Linked DNA regions of Homo sapiens: region 1 is linked to region 2. A link is an interaction called in ENCODE POLR2A ChIA-PET data of the cell type or tissue named here. Cell type or tissue: MCF 10A. All regions are shown on one strand. Links, peaks and the distances in the headings refer to the core of each region. The heading gives the core; the rest is flanking DNA.

Region 1 (12,747 bases), core at 2,200-10,199, 1.2 Mb after region 2:
TATCTGTGTTCCACTGTCTATTGCTGCATAACAATGCAGCCCAACACACAGTGGCATAAAAAAATGATTTTATTATGCTTGTGGATTCTGCTGGTCAGGAATTCAGAAAAGGAACAGTGAGGACAGCTCTCCCCTGCTCCATGGTGTCTAGGGTCTCAGCTAGGATGACTCAACTGGCTGGGCTGGAGAAGCTGGGCCAGGAGGGTCCACTTTCCAGACTGCCTCCTCAGTGTCACACCTGGCACCTGGGCTGGGAAGGCCAAAGGGTGAGACAAGCCAGGACTGTGAACTGGATCGATGCAGCCATAAACAAGCCCACCAGGTTCAAGGGGAGGAGATTAGCCTGTCTCTTAATGGGAAGAGTAGCAAAGAATTCATGAGCATGTTTTAAAAACCACCATGTCCTGTTTCCACCCTCCCCTCCCCTCTGCCACAATCCACTAGACTTTCTCTATACAGCAGCCAGTGCTGCTGAAATAAAATCCAGAGATGTCATTCTTCTGCCCAAATCCTTCCCATGGCTCCCATTTCACTCACAGCAAAAAACAAAATACTTACCACGACCATAAGGCCCCACAGCCTGGCCAGATCATCTGTGACTCATCTCCTGCTACTTTCCCTGAGCTCACTCTAACCCCAGATGCTGCACAGCCTCTTCACTGTTCCTGGAGCCAGCCACCCATGGCGTCCTCCCACCTGCAACATTTGCATTTGCACTCCTCATCCCCCGTCCTGGAACACCCTTTACCCAGACATCCACAGGGCTCACCCTTCTCCTACTTGAAGTCTTCACTCACATAGCACCTTCTCTGTGGGACTCAGGCTCACATGCTTTCTAAAATTGCAACCCACCCCCCAACTTCCTGGCCCCTTTCCTGCTTAATTGTTCTCTTTAGCATTTAAAAACATCTGCACATGTGCACACACACACACACACACACAGAGTCACACATATACCTACACACATAAACACACATGCATGCACACATTAATTTATTTCCTATCTGTTGCCTGTCTCCACATTTAGACTGTGAGGTCCACCTGGGCAGGAATTTCTATCTTTTTCACTGCTGAATCTCTAGTACCTAGACCAGAGCCTATATGTAATAGGAGCTGAAAAATATTTATGGAATGAATAAAGACTATCTGTTTTTACAAATCTGTTCTTTGCAAGAACTCCCATTTAACATACCTAGATCTCTAAAAGACTAAGAAAGCTCTGCTCATATGATCCACAGACTTCTTTGTAAACTTCAAAGTATATAACCTCTTATTAATTAATTCACAGGTTTCTTAAGCTTTGTTGGACAGCATGGCTACTATTTACTACCACCTTTTTAAAAATCACAAAGTCATTAGATTACTTTGGTGACCAGGTAACAACATGCTTCTCTATTGCTATCCAGATATGATATACTCCAAGCTTGGAGGTAGGGAGCATGCTTTAAGCAGTGGAACTTTTTGAAGAGAATGAAAATAGAAATAAAATATTATTAATTCATCTTGATCATTCCTGCTGCATCTTAGCAGGAGATGAAATATGCCTGGATTAGAGGGAAAATGACTAATCTCCCAAGGTGTGTAGGGCTGTCATCAGCTTCTAATAAAATACTGCATTCTCAGAGTCGAGTGTCCAAGAAAGTAAATGCGATCTGTTTTCCTATGAATGACCCATATATGAGACGACTTTTAAAACTTTTATTTAACAAACTTTTACATTGCACTACATGCTAAGAACTTTACAAAAACCAACTCCGTTGACCCTCACAACAACCACGTGAGGTTGATACTGTTACTATCGTCATTTTTTAGATGACTAAACTTAGTCATGCAAAAGTTAACTAAATTTGCCTGAGATAAAACATATAGTTAGCAGTGCAATCTAGTCACAGGACCTGTCTTTTTATCATTAGATGAAATGCCCTTTCCTCCACCATTTTATTGTAAACATTTGCAAATTTATAGAAAACCTTATATAATTCTAAATAAATATTCATATATCTACTACCTAGATTCTAGTTAGCATTTTGCTATACGTTTACTACTTGTCTACCTATCTATCTATCTATCCATCCATATGTTTTATGCATCTCAAACGAAGTTGTAGAATAAATACACTTCACTTCTAAACCCTTCAGCATGCATACCATTAACTTCAATATTTTTCTATAGTTTTTTTTCTTTTGAGGTAAAATTTACATACAATGGAATGCACAAATCTGAAGTATATCATTCAATGAGTTTTGACCTGCATTGGCTTTTGATTCCTTTTTTGGAGAAAGTTTCCTAATGTAGTTTTGACTGTGGAAAGATGAACTAAAACTGCTCACTTAAAATTAAAGAGTTTAATCTCTGGAGAAGAGAACTGGCTAATGTGTAAATCATCATCTAATGACGTAAAGGAAGAGCTCACCAGAAGGCTGTCTTCTAGAGAAATTCCCCTGCTACACACTCATAATTCCACAGCGATCAGCAGCTATTTTCCTCTTTGTCTTTAGTGTAATCTCTCCAGCAGGAAAGGAACTTAGTTCAGTAATCTTTACAATTCCACTCCATCCCCTGTCTTCTTGAACACATGAAGAAAGCAAAGGCCAGGAATTATAATAGTTTGATGATCCTTAAAATAATGTCTGCTATTGCAAATTTCTTTAGTATCAATTTCAAAATTGATATTGTGAACTTGTATTTGTCTCATGTTACAAGCAAAGGCACTCCTTTCCTATGGCCCAAAATAAGAGCCACATGTAGAAAACTTCCTTTTCTGCGTGTCACAGATCACCACGTCAGAGAAAATAATTATACAGGTAATAACTGCTACCATACATGAGGACACTACTATATGTTCACCCTTTTATAAATATTGTCAATCCTTACAATAGACTTTCAAATTTCACATATAATGAACCAAGATTTGAAGAAATCAGATGATCACCCACACAGCTGGCAGGTAGTGGAAGCAGGATCTTCTGACTCCTAATATCACGTAACCTCACCCTACAGCCTTATCACCCTAGTAACCTGAATCATTATGTAAAACTTGGAAGCAGGATTTGACTTTCACACTTCCTGAGCTTGAATCCCAGCTTCATGGTGGTGTGACCTTGCATAAGCAGTTTAATCTCTCTGTGCCTCAGTTTTCTCACCTGGTAAATGAGGTGAATAGTAGTGCCTACCCTATTGGATGGTGGTGAGAAATTAATAAGATAATGCATGCAAAGCCTTAGAACAGTGCAGGCACCAGAGGAAATTCTCTACAAATGTGCACTATTACTAATATTGACCCTTGCAAGAATCTGCCTTATGTCCCTCTCTGCCCCTTCTTTGGTGAAACAGTGCCAGAATATGACAAGAGGTTGCATATTGGTTGACCTGCAGAAACCTTTTTTTAAAACTTCTATTTTAGGTTCAGGGGTACATGCACAGGCCTGTTATATAGGTAAACTTGTGTCACAGCAGTTTGTTGTACTTATTATTTCATCATCCAGGTACTAAGTCAAGCACCCATTAGTTATTTTTCCAGATCTTCTCCCTCCTCCCACCCTCCACCCTCCATTAGGTCCCAGTGTGTGTTGTTCCTCTATACCTGTCCATGTGTTCTAGGCATTTAGCTCCCACTTCTGAGAACATATGGTATTTGGTTTTCTCTTCCTGCATTAGTTTGCTAAGGATGATGGCCCCCACCTCCATCCCTGCTCCTGCAAAGGACATACTCTCGTTCTTTTTTATGGCTTCATAGTGTTCCATGGTGTATGTGTAACACATTTTCTTTATCCAGTTTGTCACTGATAAGGATTTAGGTTGATTCCATGTCTTTGCTGTTGTGAATAGTGCTAAAATGAACATATATGTGCATGTTTCTTTATGGTAGAACAATTTATATCCCTTTGGGCAGGTACCTGGTAATGGGATTGCTGCGTTGAGTGGTAGTTCTGTTTTTAGCTCTTTGAGGAATCATTGCACTGTCATCCACAATGGTTGAACTAATTTACACTCCCACCAACAGTGTGTAAGTGTTCCCTTTTTTTTGCAACCTTGCCAGCATCTGTTATTTCTCAACTTTTTAGTAATACCCGTACTGACTGGTGTGAGATGGTATGTCATTGTGGTTTTGATTTGCATTTCTCTAATCAGTGATATTGAGGTTTTTTCATATGCTTTTTGGCCACGTGTATGTCTTCTTTTGAGAAGTGTCTGTTCGTGTCCTCGGCCTGCAGAATCCTTTAACACACAGTGACAGAAATATACTTGAATAAAGCATCAATACGTCTTCAAATAAAAACAAACTGAATAGTAGAGTATAATAATATTAAGAAATTAAGGTTAGGTGCGAACAAAGTGCAGTGTTGAAACTCGGATGACCATAGCAGACCCTGCTGGTGCCATGTCCACTTCTGCTCTTGGCGGTTACCATTTCCATGTGCACAGCCTCCTCTCCAATGGCCAATTCCCATGCCCTTTTTCTGAGAACTTTCTGAAAAACTGTTACATGTCAGACACTGTTCTAGGAACTGGAGCCCGTTCTTCCCTAGTGGGCATCAGGCCAAAAGCACCGGAGATTCAACACCCCCTAGAAGCAGTGCTCAACCTTTGACTGATGGGAGCTGGATGATAAATACCCCAGCAGCCTCATCCTTCGGGAAAGATAATTCTTAGGTGTGTTCTACACTGTCTTCTGCAGACCCCGGTGGAAGCGAGCTCCAGCTGCCCACACTGGTAACTGCCTTAAAAGCACACCGTTCATTGGTTTCCTTCCCTTTTCTGGCTGGCTCATCTCTCCTCCTCTAACAGTGCTTCCTGGGATAACCTTCCAAATAAACAGGTTGTATTTGAATCTTTTATACAGGTTTGCTTCTGGAGAACCCAAAATTAAGACAGTGATTTTTATAAAACACGGCCAATTTTTACCCCTTTAACCTTCAGCATCAACTACAATGATCCTTACGTCTGTACGTCCCTTTCACATCCAGGATCTCATTGTACCCTCAGTCATCCAGGAAGTGATCCAGTGCTGTGAAGCAGATAAACAAATGCTACTGACCTGTTTTAGGATGAGAAAATGGGGCTCAGAAAAGTGAGATCAAAACCACATAGATAATAGAGACAGAGCTGGATAATATTATAATGCCAGACACAGACACGCCGACTCTACATTCAGGAATGCCTTCAAGGGCTGGGTGCAGCAGACACCTGTCAGGCCCTTATTCAGTGCATACAACTCCGTCCACTTCCCCTCATAAGAACAGGAAGGAAGGAAAAAAATCAGAGCCTCTGTTCTTCAGTAATCTATTTCAGCACGCACACACACACACACACACACACACACACACACACACACGCAAAAGTGTCAATTTAGTTATTAAACTGCCCAGAGGAACAGCTTTGGGAATCAGTCTTACTAAAATTTTAAAAATCCATGCGATTCTAAAAGCCTCAAAGAATAATACTGATTTCTACCTAAGACTTTTATAGCTAGGCAGCAAAGTGATTTTACATGGCATATCAGATAGCAAAATTTTCTACAAATCTCTCTTAAACAATTATTTACCTTTGTCATCACATCTCTATGTTTTATATGATGTATATTTCTTAGAATACCTTCTTTGGAGTCTTTGACCAGCCTCAGCTCTATTCTTAAAATCTTGACATTACGAATGGTTAATTCTAGACCCAGCAAGGGCACACGAGTCAATTCACGCCTTGGTTCCTTTGTTGAGTTTGCCCAAGGCAGAGGCATTGATGACACGGTTGGAACTCTTGGGTTCTTGCAACATAACATGCTTTTCAACCACCTACTTTGATAATTAGTCCTAAGGAAACTTGGCTCCAGAACTTCTTACATATTAGAATAATAATGGCAGAACGGATATCAGATCTCAGAGAACCATGTTATATGATTTTTTTTAAGATCTTAGTAATACATTTCTCAACAGGACCAGAAGTTTCTGTTCACAAAGTGTGAAAGCTCAGGGGGCTGATGTCTGGTGATTCAGTCCAGTGGAATCAGACTTCAGAATTTCATAGACCTGTGAGTTTTTTTTAAGTGAATTATATTGTACCAAAGTTTTTATTCTGCCATGATTCAAAAGATCTAATAACCCCTTATCCACTATCACTATCGTCCATAAATTCACCCTAAAAGATATTATGGACATGATGTCTGATTAAGAGACAGTCCCTAGGAAGATGTCCATATATGTATATACTTGCAAGCATAATATACTTATATGTTACACATATATATCATTTTTAAATTTTACCATACATCAGTGAAAATTTTCATACATGTCTTTAAAGTGTTATAGACTAGTATTTAGGAACTATTAGACTAACCAACAAGTAGATACAAGATAAGAATGGACTATTCTTCTCTGCTGGTTTTGCATTTTGTCAAAACCAGGATCAAAGCCAACAACAGTAACTAGCTTCCACTTCCTTTAAGGCTGAATTATTTATGCTTTGTTCTCTCACAAGAGTGTGATATTCAGACCTGGAACACAGCCTTGGGACACTCGTATCCTTTACTGCTGATGAAGCTATTTGGCTATTATTTTAAAATAGGAAGCAACAGAGACTCAAACAGGTATAGTCACTTGCCCAAGATCTCAAAACGGCCAATCCAGGGCAAGACATGCCTGTGCCCTTTGCCTGTAACACTGTACTCCCTTACACATCACAAAACCAGAAACAAACTCCGAAGGAGCCCTTGACAGTAACACTATTTGTCCACCCATGCAAATGATTTGGGGCACCTGGAGATATCCCACAGCTGAAGTACATCTCGGGTTAGTTTGTTAGCTTATGACAGGAGGGGCTGGCCTTTTCTTTAAGAATCCATCCTTTCCCATTGGTTCATTCTTAGCAAGACAACTGAATCACGTCCCTACAGACTGAGTATAGTACTCAGAAATAAAAGTGCTCCACATGGTGACCTGCGAAAATGATTCAATGGTTGAATTAAACAAGTCACAGACATCAGTTCGCTTTTGTTAAGTATAATGTCAATCTTAATATTCCAGTCAGATAACTCATGCTTTTCACCTATTCACTTCTTTCGGCTCAGGAGCTATGATGGCTAAAACATGCCTGGTTATACAAAGCTGGTTGATTCAGGAGTATTGCTAGTCAAGATTAGCCTTGCTCTGGGAGAGGTTATTTTTTCCTATATTATATGGCACTTGAAAACAATTAATCAGATAATTATAATTATGATCATGGATATTATTAGACTTTTTGGAAGCAAATTAATAAATTGTTGTGGTGCCATTTTCTTAGCGAATTACTTGTTTGGAGACAATATACTTATTTTTCATGGAAGCAAAAGGCTTTCATGAAAAGTAAAATAACATGTGCTGCTTTCAGTGCAAACAAAAGATCTCAGCCAGGGAATCCGTATATTTCAACTAAGTGTAATCTGTAAGGATACATTCTGTCTTCAAAGGAAACCAAAAGATGAACCAAGTTATATGGGGTAATAGGCTATGTGCAGCCACACACCAATTCCTAATAAACACACAGAGAAGGGAACAGCTGCTGAATCCTTGGCAAGTTTCTCTCTTTCTAGGTCAGAGAGCCTTCTGCTTCTACATGTGGCTGAATAGCAGTCCCTGTTTGGTCTAGCATCAGGGGACAGGAAATTTTGGGTGGGACCTAGGTATAGTAGCTCAGCAAGGAGGTGCAAGAAGAAATTGGTTTATTTTGATTCAAAAAGAAAAACTGTGGTTTGTAATCCAAGTTCAGTCCACGGAGCTCAGCCAAATGACTGTCAGAACCACATTGCATGTGCCTCCAGGAGCCCCACCCTCATAATAACTCATCCATGAGTCACTGGCTGCCCCTACTGTGAAGAAATGCCACAGGGCACACCACACTGTGATGTCAAAACACACCTCTGTTGTTGGTTCATTCCTGTGGAATTTAGGAGACTAGCCTTTTGAATTTTGGTCAGAGACTTGAAATTTCAGAACCAACTAAGTAAGCTGGACTCATCAAATTTTCTTCCACCACGAATATAAAAGAGATTTTAAAATGACTAACCACAAATCACTGTGAACCACTGAATACGGGGGCTCCCTGGAGATCTATTTACCACATCATCTTCCAATGGCCCTTTCAAGAACCATGCCTGATCAGGCTACCATTTGTTTAAACTCATCAGTAGCTTCCCGTGTTAAGATCAAAGCTGCAATCCTTAACACAATTTGCCAGCCCTGCATCACCTCCTCAGCCTATTCATTCTTACATTTGTTCCTTCATTCATTAAATATTTACTGGACCCCTGTTACATGTCAGACACTGTTCTAGGAACTGGGGTACTACTAGCAATGGACAAAGTGGATGGAGGTCCTCCTCCTGGAACTGACATTCAGCCATGCCTGCCCCTCCCTATCCATGAGCTACCCCAACCGCACACCCTCCTTACCATTCCTCAAGCACTTCCTTCTGCCTGGAAGACTTTTTATTCCTGGTAAACTCCTACTGATTATTCAGATTTTATTTAAAACTTCATTTTCTTTGGGGAGGACCTTCTCTTTTTCTGAACTAGGTCAGATCCCATCCTATAACCACTCCACAGCACTCTTAATTACTTATAATTTTCCTTTTTCTAAATATTGTTCATCCGTATTTCCTTCCAGACCAAGGGTTGGCAGCCTTTGATAGATAGTAAATATTTTCAGCTCTGTAAGCTATTCAGTCTCTGTTACAACTACTCAACTCTGCCACTGCACCGGAAATGCAGCCATAGGCAATACATGAACAAATGGATACAGCTGGGTTTCAATAAAACTTTATTACAAAATTAGGCTGCGGGCCATAATTTGCCAACTTCTGGACAATAGAACTTCCTATGATGATGGAAATGCTCTATAAATGTCCTGTCCAGTAAGGTAGCCACCAACTACATGAGAATATTGAGCACTTGAAATGTGGCTAGTGCAATCGAAGATCTCAATCTCTAAACTTAATTTAAACTATTGAAATTTAAATGTAACTAACGACATATGGCTAGCAACAATTGTATTGAACAGCATAGATCTAAACCGTGAGAGCAGGGCCTCTGTCCCTCTTGCTCACACCATTTCACCTGAACCTAGCACACTAGCTGGCACAGAGTTGGTGCTCAATATATAATTTTGGAATGAATGAATGAACAGATGTATAAACATGAAATAAATTATCAAACTCCTTGTCTCCTTTTCACCACTGCTATGGCACTTGGCTAGACTTCTTGCTCTCTAGTCTTAAAAGGTTCTATTTTTGTTCTATTTTGCACATGGTTTCTCTCCACTAGCCCATGACCTCCATGAGGCTGGGTGCTGTAAGACACTACCCAAGTGATCTTTCCCATGCCCAACACAGGTACACGCACGTGGAAGTCAAGCTTTGCACAGTGTTTGCAGCTACTAGTATTCACCTGAGATGGAAAAAGACTAAGTCCCATGGGTACTCTATTTCTGAAATATGTTCCAGTTTGTCATGTCTTAAAGATCTAACTTTTATGTTTCTTTCGGGCTTTAACCCTGGTATGTGGATTTGAGAGGATCAACTTAGTCCTGTCTTTTCCCGCTTCATAACCTTAGGCAAGTTGCTTAATGTCCTTGTGTCTCTCTTATTACGTGAAGATGATTCTAATTCCATTGCAGTGATCCACCACCTACTTCTTTGGAATAGCATGTAAGTAAATAAGAGCATGTCCATAAAAGCTTTTGAGCACCTGAGAGATAAACATTGTTCTCACATGGCATTTTATAATTGGTCAAGAACGTGGTAGTTATTCTCAGAGATATAAAACCAATAGTACATTGTTTTCTCTGATTTATCAGAATAACTCAATAAAAGCTCTGTGTTCCTCAAGTGAGCCAGCCAGTTATAAACAAGATCAGAATAATGCAGCCATTGCAGGATGGTGAAGGATAGCCACTTAGCTCTAAAGCTGAAGTAAGTCCAATTGACTTAGAACCTTCACCCTAGCTGTCATTCCAAGTGGGGTCCAGTTTACAAATATTTCTGCCCTGCATTTCTTCTGCAGTTCTGATAGGGGAACATCCCAATGAAAGCACACCTTTCTTTCACAACTACCTGAAAGACAAAGTCTGGCTTACCCTGCTATCAAAGGCGTTCCATTATTCAATTCCAGTGGACTCTATACAGCTTATCACCAAGTATATACCATTCAAGGCCCAGCCAGAGGCCCATGCAAGGCCATGTTCCCTCATTTCCACCCACCAATGGGTGCCCACACTGGTCCTCCTATCCTGGAAGGTCTTTACCACCTCTCTTAACTTTCCCAGTCTTGGCTCTCCCTCATTCACTCATTTCTTCAGCAGATATTCACTAAACACTCTGCTGGGGACTCAATTTAGACCCCTCCATGCAATCCTGCCTTTTGTGGGAATCCTTCATCCTTCACTCACCACTCTGGCTGCACCTTGCTGAAGCCTTGGCCCTCCTCAGATCCTCACTGTTTTGTTGGCTGACTTCTCAGGTGGTGAATGGGAAACTCAAGATGATGGGAAATTAAATTAACCTCTTATGAACTGACCTGATTAATCAATAGAAAGAAAGGGCTGGAGTAGCTAATATAGGAAAACTTGACCCCTCAAAGTTTCCATATTTGTAACTTATCACTCTCTTTGACTTCTGGGGTCAGTGAAGCCTAACACTTACAAAGACATGCTCAATCAATCAAGAACTAAGACTTGGGTCTTCTACAGAGTTAATTTTATACTTAAACTTCCTCAGACCTTGATTTGAATTTTGATCAGACCAGGTGTTTCCTAATACAGACATTTCCTTGAGGAGGTAATTTGGTTCTCAGACTTCCACCAAACCCTTCTAAGCAAAGGTTAGAAAGGAAAGAATTTAACAATATTCTGATAGTATGTGTGTATTAAGGTAATACTTGGTGTCATAATACATAAGCCACCAAATCCCAATGGCATAACCCAACAGAAATTTATTTCTATTCATAATAAATCTAATTGGTAGTGATAAGAAGTAGGGTTGGGAGGCGGTAAGGACTCTGTTCCTCACATTTCTTCAGAAAACCAGGCTAACAAAGGTTCTGGAATCTTTAATGTGTAGCTTCCAAGGTCATCTTGGCCATCAACATTCAGATGGCAACAGTGAAGAGAGGCTTTTATGAGCTAGTCATAGAAGTAACACACTTTTCTTCTATTCACTTCACGTTGCTCAGAACTCAGTCTTATGGCCACATTTGTCTTCAAGGGATGTCAGAAATGTAGCCTAGCTGTGAGGAGGAGAGGTAAATGGGTTTGGTGAATAGCCAGTCTTTGTCACACCAGACAATAGTGTTGAAATATTTAAAAGATAATAAGAGATAATGGAAGCTATTATTTTTGCAAGTGATCTTTTATTTTCTGTTCTTTCATTAATGAACAGAAAATATTTATTAAGTGACTTGCCTATTAAAAAATCTTTAAAATATTATTGTTATACAAGGTGGTGAGTGTAATGATGGTGTTATGCAGTGAGAACATCCAGCCTGGTGCTTTTTAGGAAGTGAAGCCAGAGCTGTGTCTTAAGGCAGGCAGAGTGTCTGTATGTGAGGTGGAGGTGAGGGAGAGGTGAAAGGGGAGAACAGTTGGGAAGAAACAGAAGAAACTGAAGAAATTACGAAAAGTGACGATATGAAGAAAGGCTAGGAAGGAATAAAAAGCAGGGTGTGAAGTGAGAGCCATTTGATACTGCTTAGGCAATAAATGGAAGGTGGAACATCAGAGATCAGGCAGATTATTGTCTTCTGTACCAAATAACTAAGCTCTATACTGAAAACCAACAATTCCCAAAGAGTTTTTCTCATGACATAGGTAGATGTCATGAAAGATAAAAGAAAAAAAAAATGTATTTGATATATGTACTGAGTTTCCCAAGTTAAATGGTTTTTCACTTCAGTATTGCTCACAGCACTTAACAAGTTGATTCAATCAGCAAATATTTATCCCACATCATGTGTGAGGCCATGTGTAGACACTGGGGACACAGTGAGGAATAAGAAAGATATTGCCACTGACTGCTACATCCTAGCTTTTGACATGAAAATCCCCAGCACAGGGCAAAGGTACATACTTTTTTTTCCCAAACTCTTTTTGTTGATGGCCATCTCTAGGGAGCAGATTAGAGTTAGACCTCCTGATGGTGTCCCATAATTCTTGTGGTCTTTCTTTATTATTCTTAATTATCTTTTCTCCTCTAACTGGAAAATTTATTTTCCAGAAATTATATTTGCAGAGAGTGGCTGAAAACATCTACATCTGGGGAAAGATGCCAACACACAGACATAGGAAGTACAGAGACCTTCAGTAAAATTTAACCCAACGAGAAACTTTACCATCACACATAAAATTAAACTACCCCAAATCAAGAACTAAATAGTGTATCATTTGCGTCAGTTCTACATGTAAAAACATACTTTTTGTTATTCACCAAAAAAAAAATGCTGTTATAGATGATGGTTGGATGTTAGAGCTAGAGAAAGAGTTGTCTAGCACCTGCAGAGTTGAGGAGTCAAAATCAAATAAAGAGACCACCCAGGAGGTAATTGCAGTGGTCCAGGAGAAAGGTGATGGGTATCTATCCTGATGTTCTCAATTCTATCTTGGGGATCTTTCTCTCTATTCATTGCTACTGTGCCTATCCTTCCACTGCTCAGCAGTCAAACCTTTGATCAATTCTTCCCTCATTCATGAAACCTCCCCTGCCTTTTCCAGCCAGTGTTAGCTTCATGTT
Region 2 (12,747 bases), core at 1,522-9,521:
ATATGAAATAACTCTGGGCCAGGCAGGGTAGCTCACGCCTGTAATCCCAGCACTTTGGCAGGCTGAGGAAGGTGGATCATGAGGTCAGGAGTTCGAGACCAGCCTGACAAGCATGGTGAAACCCCATCTCTACTAAAAATACAAAAAATTAGCTGGGCATGGTGGCGCGTGCCTGTAGTCTCAGCTACTCAGGAGGCTGAGGCAGGAGAATTGCTTGAACCTGGCAGGTGGAGGTTGCAGTGAGCCAAGATGGTGCCACTGCACTCCAGCCTGGGCAACAGAGTGAGACTCCGTCCCCCTGCCTCCCGCCCCCCCCCGCCCCGCTGCCAAAAAAAAAGAAAGAATTCTTCTCCACAAGTACCAAATGCACAAGTGGGCTTTTTTGCATCTACGAAGGCATACCTGTTGTCTTTGTGATGCTGATGAAAGGCATGTTCCTTATATCCAGGAAAAAAAGCACACTAATTTTGCCTGTAACTTCAGGTGTCTATATCTCCTCTCCAAGGGACATAGCTGGTTTAAAATTCTTCCAAAAAGTGAAGAATCTCCTTAAACTATGTGTCTCAACTTTTGCCGTGAAAATTAACAATCTTCGTAATTCCTTTCAATTTTCTGTGTTTCAGACATTAATGATGAGAGTTTTACACATGAACATTGCTATCTCAGTAAGAGCAATCTGTCTCATCTTTTCAAACAAAAATATGAAATTCTTAATCCTTTTCTAAAGAATATAAGCATTGTGAAAATTACATGATCAAAAATAACATTCACAGTAATACTGAAGTGTCTCAGTTCAGAAAACAATGCAGAATAATTACCTTTTGTATTAGTGTCACCTTTCATCCATACTCCTTGAAGACAACCAAACTTTACATTTTCCTAAAGTATTCTGGCATTTGTTCATATGCACTAAACTTGGGTTTTGAAAACTGAGTCCTTGTCCTCACAGATTCATTTTAAAACAAAAGATTTATCCACCACATCTTCCCTGGCTCTAACAAAGGAAAGGAATAAGTCAGAAAGAGGAAAATGTATCAGAGAGAAACTTGAGGGCGCCTCATGATTGTAGGGGGATTGGCAGATAGGCTTAAAAAGAGAAATGCAACACCAGCAAACTTTTTAAATTCACATATGAATCTACTATGTGTTTGATAGTTATGAGGGGTGTTTCCCATCAGCCACTGTTCTAGATATTCACAATAAAAAGTTGTTTCCTACTTGTGAGATGGTCTAAATCACTGTGTTCAATAGAAATACAAGGTGAGCCACATATGCAACTTTAAATGTTTTTAATTTACTTGTAAATTTGCATGAGTAAACTTAATTTCTTTTGATACACAGTTCTATGAGTTTTCACAAGTGAACGCTGTATTAATTTTCTATTGATTCCAGAACAAAATGCCAGTTTAGTGACTTCAGGAAAACAAATATAGTACCTGAAGGCTCTGTAAGTCAGAGTCTGGTAGGATTCTCACTGGGCTAATATCAAGTTGAGGTCAGAGCTGTCTTCCTTTATGGAAGCTCAGGAGATAATTGTTTCCTTGACTTTTTCCATCTCCTAGAGGCTGACCACATTCCTTGGCTTGTGGTTGCCTTGCAAAGGCAAGCTAAGTCCTTTTCAAATTTCCTCTTTTTCCATCTCCCTTTTTCACCTTTAAAGATACTTGTGATGATACAGGGCCTACCTGGATAATCCAGGATAATCTCTCTATTTGAAGGTACACTGATTAGAAACCTTAATCCATAACCTTAATTTCCCTTTGTCATGTGACCTAACATATTTACTGGTTCTGGGGATTCAAATATGAACATCATTGTCAAGGGCCATTATTCTGTGTATCACAAGGGCATGAAGTCATGTAAACTCCATCATGGTCAAGACAATAAACAGTTTCATCTTCCTCAAAAATTCTCTCTTCCTCCTACTTTGTGCTCAAATGCTCCCCCACCCTAACCTCTGCAAACACTGATGCATTATCGATTCCTTTTGTATGTCCCTTCGAGATGTCATATACATGGAATCATACAGTAGTGGTCTTTTGAGTCTGGCTTCCTTAAATTAGCATAATAAAATAATTATCCATCTCACTGAAAGTTTTCAATTGTTCCTTTTTATTTCTCAGTAGTCTTTCTTTAATCCCTTCACCAGTTAAAGGACATTAGGTTGTTTTGGAAATTATGAATGAAGCTGCTTATAACTATTAGTGTACAGGTTTATGCACCAACATATTTTCATTTCTCTTGAGAAAATACCTAGGAGTGGAATAGATGGGTCATATAGTAAGCATATAGTTAACTTTGTAAGAAACTGCCAAGCTGCTTTCCAAAGTGGCTGTACCATCTTACATTCTCGCAGGTGATCTATCTATGCCAGTTGCTCAAAATCCTCATCAGCATTTAGTATTGCTGTTTTTATTTATTATAGCCATTCTAATAGGTATGGAGTGGTATCCAACTGTGGTTTTAATTGGTATATCTTCAATGGCTAATGATGTTGCACTTCTTTTTACGGGCTTATTTACCATCAATATATCTTCTTTAGTGAATTGTTTAAATATTTTGCACATTTTACTTTTGGCTTGTTTTCTTATTAATGAATTTTTGAGTGTTTTTCATATGTTATGAATAAATCTTTTTTTCCACTCCTTTTCCTGAGCTGTAATAAATGTTCTTTATGAGATATTCTATTTGCTATTATTTTCTTCTAGTCTGTGGCTTTTCTTTTCATTCTCTAATAGGTTCTTTCAGGGAGCTAATGTTTTAATTTTGATGAGGTTGTATTTATCTTTTTTAAAACAGATTGTGCTTCTGATGGTGTATTGGAGAACTCTTTACTTAGTCAAAGATCACAAAGATTTTGTTTGCTTGCTTTTTTTATAGTGAATTAAATTGACTTACTTTTGAGTGTTGTATTCCTGGAATGTGCTCTACATAGTTATGAAGTATTATCTTTATCAAAATTGTTGAATTTTATTTAGAATTTTTACATGTATATTCTTGAGGAATATATGTCTATAGTTTTATTTTCTTGTGATGGCTTTGATTTTGATATCAAGGTTGTAGTGGTCTCAGAGAATGGATTGGGATGTATTGCCTCTTCTTCAATTTTTAGAAGAGTTTACCTGAATTGTTTTGATTTCTTACTTAAATGCTTGACTGGATTTACCAGTAAGGACATCTGGCCCTGGATTTATCATTGTAGGGAGGCTTTTAACTACAAATTTAATTTCTTAAGTAGATAAAAGGCTGTTTGCGCTATCTTTTTTTTTTTTTTTTTGAGTTAGCTTTTGTAGTTTAGGTCTTTCAAGAAATTTGTCCATTTCATATATATTTGTCCATTTCATATACGTTGGCTATCATTTTTTTGAGTTAACTTTTGTGGTTTAGGTCTTTCAAGAAATCTGTCCATTTCATATATTTGTCCATTTCACATACATTGTCAAATTTACTGGCATAAAGTCACTCATCGTATTCCCTTATTATCTTTTAAATATATACAGAACGTGTAATGGTCTCATTTCTATCATTCCTGACATTGATAGATTGTGCCTTCTCTTTTTTTTCACAATCATGCTTGCTAGAGTTTTATTATTTTTATTGATCATCACAGAAGTCCAGCTTTTTGCTTCAATATTTGTCTCTACTGTGTTCCTGTTTTTTACTTCTTAGATTTCAGCATTGACTTTATTATTTCCTGTCTTCTGCTTACTTTGTTTTTAATTTGCCTTTTTTCTAGTTCCTTGAGATGCAAACTGAAGACACTGATTTGAAACCTTTCTTCTCCTCTGTTATGGGTGGTTAGTGCTATAAATTTCTTCCTAAGTACTACATTAGCAAAGTCCTGCAAATTTTGATATGTTGTGTCATTCAGTCCAAAGTACTTTCTAATTTCTTTTTTGATTTCTGCTTTAGCTTCTGGGTTATTTTGATGTGTGGTATTTAATTTTTAGATACGTAGCAATTCTCTAGAGATATTTCTGTTATTGATTTCCAATCTATTCCATTGTGATGAATGAACATACTGAGTGTATTAGTCTGTTTTCATGCTGCTGATAAAGACATACCTGAGATGGGATAATTTACGAAGAAAAAGAGGTTTAATGGACCCACAGTGCCACGTGGCTGGGGAGGCCTCACAATCATGCCAGAAGGCGAAAGACACATCTTACGTGGCAGCAGGCAAAAGAGAACTTCTGCAGGGAAACACCCCCTTACAAAAGCGTTGGATCTTGTGGGATTTATTACTATCACAACAGCACAGGAAAGACCCATCCCCATGATGCAATTATCTCCCACAGGGTCCCTCCCACAACACCTGGGAATCGTGGGAGCTACAATTCAAGATGAGATTTCAGTGGGGACACGGCCAAACCATATCACTGAGTAGGACTTTAATTCTTTTAAATTTATAAGGATTTGTAATATAATGCAGAATATCTCCTATCTTGGTAAATATTCCATTCTTTGCACCTGCAAAGAGTGTTTTGTTGAAGTCTTCAACATACTTATTGATTTTCTGACTACCTACTTGATGTGGTTTGAATCTGTGTTCCCATCAAATCTTACGTGGAATTGTAATCCCCAGTGTTAGAGATGGGACCTGGTGGAAGGTGATTGGCTCATATGGGTGGAATTCTCATGAATAGTTTAGCACCATGCTCTTGGTGCTGTTCTCATGAGAGCGAGTGAGTGAGTTACTGTGAGATCCGGTTGTTTAAAAGTCTGTGTGTACTTGTACCCTACAACTTCAAGTATAATAATAACAGAAAAAAAAAAGTCTGTAGCACCTCCCTTCTCACTCTTTTCCTCCTGCTCCAGCCATATGAAGATACCTGCTTTCGCTTTGCCTTCCACCTGAGCAAAAGGTCCCCGAGGCCTCCCCAGAAGCAGAAGTCGCATGCTGCCTGTATAGCCTGCATAACAATGAGCCAATTAAACCTATTTTCTTTATAAATTACCCAATCTCAGGTATTTCTTTATAGCAATGTGAAAATAGGCGAATACACTAGTCTATCAGTTATTAAAGTGGAAATACTAAAATATAGGCTATAGTTGTGGATTTGCCAATTTTTTTCTTGCAGTTCTATCAGGTTTTTTTTAAATGCATGTTGAAGCTCTATCATTTTTTTTTTTTAGTTCTCGAATTTCCATTTGGTAGTTTTTTACTTATGTCTTTGCTGAGAGCTTCTATCTTTCAAGAGCATTAACTTTATCTCACAGAAGATGGTTATAATAGTTGCATTAAAGTCTTTGACAGACTATTCCAAGGCTTAGGTCATCTTATGTTTGGCATCTATTTACTGTCTTTTGCCTTGAAGACAGTAAATTTTTCAGATTTTTCTCATTCTTATTATGTCACATAATTTTGGATTGTATCCAGAACATTTTAGTTTCATCTTGCAAGTTTGTAGGTCCTGTTATAATCTAAAAAATGTTAATTTTTTTTAGTAACTGATAATTAACATGATTAGCTTCAGACTGTCAAGAAGTTTCACCTTCAATGATGGTGGTCCCAATGTCAATTCTGTTTTCAAAGTCTTTACTGTGCTCTTTGGGCCAGGCTGATGCACGCTGCACTTGGAGAAGAGCCTGAAATTTGAGTCATAGTTTATATTGTAGTTCAGCCCTCACAATCTTTGCTATGCCTTGGTGTTGTTCCACACATACTTAGCTCAGGGTGAGTCCAAGAGTTATGTCATTACATACCCGAAATTTGGAATTCTATTTCTTCAGCTCTTTCATCTCTGAATTTTCTCCCACATGTTCCCATAATCAATGACCTTTTTCCCCTGGTATCTCTAGCCAGAAAGATTGAATCTTCTTAGATGTTTAGCCTCTCACAACGTCATGTACTTTTGAGTAAATAGGGTTACTTTAAGGTTAAGTGGAAAAAGAAAAGAGAATGAGAAAAATGGCATGGATTGTACACACTCTGGACAATAGGAGCTTCTTTTTAGCTCCTCTGGCTAGAAAGACAAGCCTTCTGCCATGGTTTTAGGTTTTTCTTCACTGCCAGACATCTATGCAGCTCAGTTACTGAGCTGCTCTGGGCAGGGTCTGGAGGTAAATGATTTAAAAAAGGAGATGGGGGATTCTCCCCACATTCTCCAGCATACAGAGGTCCTTTTTACTTGTCTTTAGTCAAAAAGAAGGGATTCTTCCCTAAAGCATTTGCTTTCAGCACCTGCTGTGCAGTTCTAGGACTTAAACCCCCTCTTGAGACAATGCTGACAGACAAAGAAAACAACAACACGAAACTCACCTGCCATATCCCACCCCTCTGCTCTACCCCTTTTGGGTCATTACTCATGTTTTGACATCAATCTTCAACCCACTTGCTGTGGTTACTTTGCAGAGATCTTGGGCAGTTCTATTCACATTCTGCCCAGATTTTTTAGTTGTAATCAGTAGGAGAGACAGACTACACTAGACTTGTTCCTTAGCCAGCCAACATATATAATTTCAACGAGTTGGCTTCTCTCTTACTGGCTATCTCACCATGTGACAGGTCTGCTCCCCATCACCTTTTGCCATGATTGGAAGTTTCCTGAGGCCCCACAAGAAGCAGATGCCAGCACTATGCTTCATGTACAGTCTACAGAACTGTGAGCCAAAATAAATCTTTTTTCTTTATAAATTACCTAACCTTAGGTATTCCTTTATAGCAATGCAAAATGAACTAACACAAGTACACAGTATATATCCTATATGAAAGTTTTGTTTCTACATTTCTGTCCCTGTAACATCATACTTATACTTATTTCAAGGTCTTCCTCATCAAAGGGGATATGCTATTATGGTACTAGCCACAAATATTTATTTATTTTTGCAGTGCCTTATACCATGTAAGCCACTTCTGAAGGGATAAACTAGAGAAATGACTTCTGTGGTGCCAGTCTCGACCTCCTGACCTCATGATCCTCCCACCTCAGCCTCCCAAAGTGTTGGGATTACAGGCATGAACCACCGCGCCCGGCCAAGTATCTTATTTCTTTTTCTATTTGATAGCTAATCGTCAAGAATCATTTTGGAATGCTTCTTGGCAAATCTGTATGGGATGATGGCCATAAAATGAGATCTAAAACTGAGCTGCATTTGAATAAGAACTTAGCCTCTGTATTAATCCTCTCCTCACCCCCTAAGCATCTCTTACTTGGGTATGACAATCACTTTAAATTCCACAAAGCAAGGAAACTTAGAAGCAAACAGGCCCTTCTCCAGGATTTGGTAAGTATCTAGTCCTGAGCTTAAGTGGGGCCCCACCATGAATAGGGGACCAGTTTACAAAACATATACATAATAGGATCTCAATAATTATTTCTTTGAATAAGAAAAATATGCTATGTTTGCTATCACTATTCACAGACCAATTCTTTTTTTTTTTTTTTTTTTTTTTGAGACAGGGTCTCACTCTGTCAGCCAGGCTGGAGTACAGTGGTGCAATCTTGGCTCACTGCAACCTCCGCATACCAGGTTTGAGCAATTCTTGTGCCTCAGCCTCCCAAGTAGCTGGGATTACAGGGACACACCCTCACACCCAGCTAATTTGTGTATTTTTAGTAGAGACGGCATTTCACCATGTTTCCCAGGCTGGTCTCGAACTCCTGGCCTCAAGTGATCCACCCGCCTTGGCCTCCCAAAGTGCTGGGATTACAGATGTGAGCCACCATGGGCAGCCCATAGACCAATTATTTAAAAATCATGTAGGCATTCTCTTAACCAGAGAATGTAGGTTTCAATATCCTGCTATTCTATAACACAGAAAGTTTCCTGAATTTCTGGAATATGTAATACCTTCACCTCCGAGGTTTAAGAAACTACATGAAGATTCCATCCTTAAATTATAAATGTACAGTTTTCATGGTAATCTTCCTGGTATTTTTAAGCAATAATAAAATACTTCCAGAAAAAAATAATACGGTCCAGGTATGAATACTGCTCTGAAGAAAGAAGAAATTGGCAATCTTAAAAGCGGAAGAGCTCCTATATATCTAAAACACTAAAATCTTCCAACTGACAATAACACTAATATGTGAGTTCAAGTGGTTTATTTGGAGGCAATCCCAGGAAACATTAGTAGGAGAGCAGCAGGAAGACAGAGCAAGGAGGAAAGGCAATCTTTTGTGTATTAATAGGCAGCTTATCACATGAGCAGCTAGAGCTCCATCCAACTGGGGACCTTTGGAAGAGAGTGTAGAACACATCTTATTCAGAGTTGTCTCACTTGCGGGGTGAAGGTTGAAGACTGCTCCTTGGACAATGCCTTCTCCATTTCCTCATACTTCACCTGCCTGTGATTGGGCCAAGCCTGGTTCCCATTGCCCAAGAAAGCTCTCAGGAAGATGCTCAAGTGCTTGCAGTAAGAAGCAATCAGCTTGCAGGGGATGGTGAGGGCCACTAGCTTCGCCTCTGTCCTCTTTGTTTTTCAGTGTAGATGATAATTGCAGGAGACTGATGTAGTCCTCAGCACAGGCCACGAAGAGACTGTTAGAAGGAAAGTGGAGGAAGATTGATTATTCTGATGACTCTTCACCATGTAATCTTGTATTCTGATGACTCTTCACCATGTAATCTTGTTGAGTATAAAGTCAACCCTGAAGAATGAAATCACATCTTTCCTGTTTTGATATATGCATTGCCAATAACTAACACAGCTAACTAAAAGTTATTTTCTCTCCTTTTTTCCTTTGTCACTGGATATTTTTACTGTGTTTTGGTCGCTTAAGAGTATCATTTACAACATGTCTATTCTAAGTCAAGCAAGAAAAAGAGCAGTTTGTTCAATCTTTTATCTCCACTATATTGGTTTAAAGGATCATCTCTCTCTACACCCTACAGTTGCCTTTAGTTCTACATTTATTGGAAGCAACCAACCCCAGTGGTGGCCTATTTAACACCAGCACAAAACCTAGAAGGTTTAATTGAAAGCACTGGCATTCAAGCTGTGCTTAGTAGCTTTCAGAAAAAAACTATGTATTTAAGACCGGTATTGAGTGGAACCCCATGGGTCTCAGGGCACAGAGCCCAGGGAGCAAGATCTGAAAGAGCTGAGAGAATGTCCAGTCATAAGTGATCACAATTGTGACTTAATCTAATAATACAGAATGAATAAATTGTTAATAGTTTAGATAAGGGACTGTCAAAATAAGATTAAAATAGTCTTTCTCCCAATAAAAACAAAAAGATTATAGCACCAACCTATTCCTTTTTTATAGCTGATAATTATTCAAAGATACAGAGGAGATCAGCAAGGTTATTTTTTGTCACTGCACTGCTTGACAACACGTCTCAATTATTACCCATTGTTCAGGATTAATGTCATTTTTCTCCCTATAATACATACAGTTAGAGGATTTTTATGGCTATAATTTCCACCACCATGAAACTAAAACAGAGCCAGAAATTTTTTTTTTTTTTTTTTTTTGAGACGGAGTCTTGCTCTGTCACCCAGGCTGGAGTGCAGTGGTGCGATCTCAGCTCACTGCAAGCTCCGCCTCCTGGGGTCACACCTTTCTCCTGCCTCAGTCTCCCGAGTAACTGGGACTACAGGCGCCCGCCATCATGCCTGGCTGATTTTTTGTATTTTTAGTAGAGATGGGGTTTCACCATGTTAGCCAGGATGGTCTCGATCTCCTGACCTCGTGATCCGCCTGCCTTGGCCTCCCAAAGTGCTGGGATTACAGGCGTGAGCCACCATGCCCGGCCCAGAAATGTTTATATAATTATAACTTCAGTGTTTAGAAAGCCCATGTCAGAATTGTTAACGAGATATTATGCATTAAAAAATTAAAGTAAATGTACCAAATAAAAGCTTCATGAAATAGGTAGAGAGGTATCACCATGTCCTCATTAAGTAAACTAGAAATTGTTCTGTATTGGTATTTTATTTTCAGGCTAATGTTTTACCAAATTGCTTTTTTTTTTTGAGGCACTTTATATTTAAATGTGTTTTTATATATGTGTTTATATAGGTTTTATATGTGTGTGTATGTGTATTAACCATTCTTCCTCAAAATAATTCTCCAGAGAGATTACAAATACAACTAATTGGTCACTACTTTTCTGAACTCCACAGTCCACATATAAATCTGCCAAAACTTCTTAGTGAGTAAATAAACCATTCAAATAAAAAAAGACTCAGATTCTCCACAGAGACCTAGTACACTACTAGGCAGACCACTGATAGATATTAAATATCAAATGAAAGATCATATGAATAGCACACTCTGTATATTCAGACACTTAGTCGTGACATTCATAAATATTTATTGAACCCCCAACTGTGTGTGCATAACTATTCGAACCCTTTTGGAGAATACCAAGAAGCATCCTACCTCCCGTCTTCATTTTTCTCCATAGCATTTATCATTTTCATGTATACTATACATTGTATTTATTTGTTTTCTTTATTGTTCTCCCCTACTAGAGCAGAGGTTCCCAAACTTTTTGGCACCAGGGACTGATTTCATGGTGTTACCAGTAGAGGGTCTTGACTGCAAGTTGTCCAGGTTCTTGGCGTTTTGAACAAAGAATTGGAAAAATGCGCAACAAAGCACAGAAAGAATGAAGCAACGAAAGAACGAAAGCAAGGATTTATTGAAAATGAAAGTACACTCCACAGTGTGGGAACGAGCCTGAGCAGCGGCTCAAAGGCCCGGATACAGAATCTTCTCGGGTCCAAATACCCACTGGCCACTTCATGCTCACCTCATGTAAATGAAGTGGTGGCCTGCAATCAGAGGAGTTGCGAAGAGTAGTTACAAAGTGGACTGAAGTGGAGTTAATGAAGTTCACACTCCTGTGCAAATATCTGATTGGTTGCTTTTTGTAATCAATCACAGGCTAAGGTGGAGTTACAAAGTTGCACTTCTAGGCAAAGGAAGACTGGACCGGCCATCAGTCTGATTGGTTGCGGACAGCCAATTTCCCATCTGCTTGGCAGAAAAGGTCGGGGGTTTGCAAAGGGAGTAGCCTCTGGTCCTTTTTTCCCTTAGGCGTGGAAAGTTAGGGTTTTCCTTTCAATTTAGTTCTAGGAAGTCAGCATGAAACGACCTTAGGTTCCCTCACTCCAGAACCTATACTCCTGCCTCAATGGAAGACACAAGTTTCCATGGATGGAGGGGGGATGGTTTCTGGATGAAACTGTTCCACCTCAGATCATCAGGCATTAGTTAGATTCTCATAAGGAGTGTGCATCCTAGATCACTCATACGCGCAGTTCACAACAGGGTTCGAGTTCCTAGAGAATCTAATGCCACCACTGATCTGACAGGAGGCGGAGCACAGGAGGTAATGCTGCTCACCTGCCACTCAGCTTCTGCTTTGCAGCCCTGTTCCTAACAGGCCTCAGACCGGTATCGTGGGGAGACCCCTGCTGGTATCAATTGGGGACCCCTGTACTAGAGTATAGATCCTTTGAAGTAGAGACTACATCAGATGCTGTCAGCATACTGACTTTTATCCCCTGATATGGGTTGAATTGTGTCTCATAAAAAATATATGTATTTGAAGTCCTAACCCCCAGAACTTCAGAATGTAACTTTATTGGAAAAAGTCTTTACAGAAGTCATCAATTCAAATGAGTTCATTGGGGTGGGGCTCTAATCCAATATGACTGGCGTCCTTATATAAAGGGGAATTTAGACACAGACAGAAGACAAAGTGAAGACAGAGGAAGAACACCATATGTAGAGGATTAGAACGATGCCTCTACAAGATAAGGGATGCCAAAGATTGCCGGCAAACCATCAGAAGCTAGGAAAGGACAAGGGAAGATTCCTCTGCAGTTCCAGAGCAAGCCTGGCCCTGCCGACACCTTGATTTCAGACTTCGCGCCTGCAGAGATGTGGGACCATCAGTCGCTGTTGTTCTAAGCCATCCAGTTTGTGGCGCTTTGTTACAGCAGCCCTAGGAAACTGACACACAGTCTCAGCAAGTTTTACTTCAATCCACACTGGCCCATCTTTTATTATGTACAATTATTCGCCTGCAAGCTTTTTCTAGTTGCTGGAGTTCAGATTTGCAGGAGGGTTCAGGAATTCATGCGGCCCCTCCCTGCAAGCAGCCCTGATGGGAGTTGGTGGGAATATAAACCTCCCAGCTCCCTCACTCATCAAGTGTGTAATACTAAGATAGGTGTTTCCTCGGGTTCCCTAATAGGTTGAAGCTCTGGTTGGCCCCAGTGTTTAACCTTCTGGAAAACATACCTCTTCCTTGCTTCCTCTTCTTGCCATCCCACTTCCCCCACACCTCTACTGGTGTTTTCTGACATCACTTCTCCAATAAACTGCCTGAAGATGAACCCATATCTCCAGGTCAGCTTCTAGAGGAGCGCAGTCTGAGACAGGGAGTTTCTGTAGCTCACTGTGAATTCTCTGGACTAAGAACAGTGTCTGGCAAGTAGTGGGTGTTGAATATATATATGCGGATGAAAGAATCCATGAAGCAGAATACTTATCACTTGCCCTCAAAGATTCTACAAGTTAGTCATCAAATGCAGAGTTAGTGAGTAAGAGCAGGTGACCTGTTGCAAAAGCAATGCAAGAGAGGCCACAGGAGAATTTGAGGTTACAAGCTACATGAAGAGTACAGACAACAAGCACCCTCAAGATATTAAGTGGAAGAAGAGAGCACAGAGGGCATTGGTAGGCTCACAAGGCTTCTTTGAAGGGCGACAGTCTTCTGCTGAAGGGCATATGCCACATACTTACTATTAATGAAAGAGACTTTTGCCGACCTTCCTAACCA

The links. Peaks named below come from ENCODE experiments on the same cell type or tissue, not always from the same donor. Only the 100,000 strongest peaks of a DNase experiment are listed, where the experiment ranks them.
Region 1: POLR2A ChIA-PET joins it to region 2 with 6 read pairs; 2 of 35 experiments call an interaction of 5 or more read pairs at or near these places.

What each region holds. Positions count from the first base shown.
Region 1 is chr20:13,022,346-13,035,092 of GRCh38, forward strand. All of the region lies in intron 1 of SPTLC3 (serine palmitoyltransferase long chain base subunit 3), which reads left to right. Among named protein-coding and RNA genes, the nearest start is that of SPTLC3, 20 kb to the left of the region's middle. RefSeq lists an enhancer at 7,136-8,335. In MCF 10A, for the core only: no CTCF peak of the experiment used is centred there; DNase peaks (open chromatin) are centred at 5,756 and 7,836.
Region 2 is chr20:11,801,956-11,814,702 of GRCh38, forward strand. It overlaps LINC00687 (long intergenic non-protein coding RNA 687), which reads right to left. Exons shown (of 2, transcript NR_110635.1): 2 at 8,032-8,484. Among named protein-coding and RNA genes, the nearest start is that of LINC00687, 62 kb to the right of the region's middle. In MCF 10A, for the core only: no CTCF peak of the experiment used is centred there; a DNase peak (open chromatin) is centred at 5,606.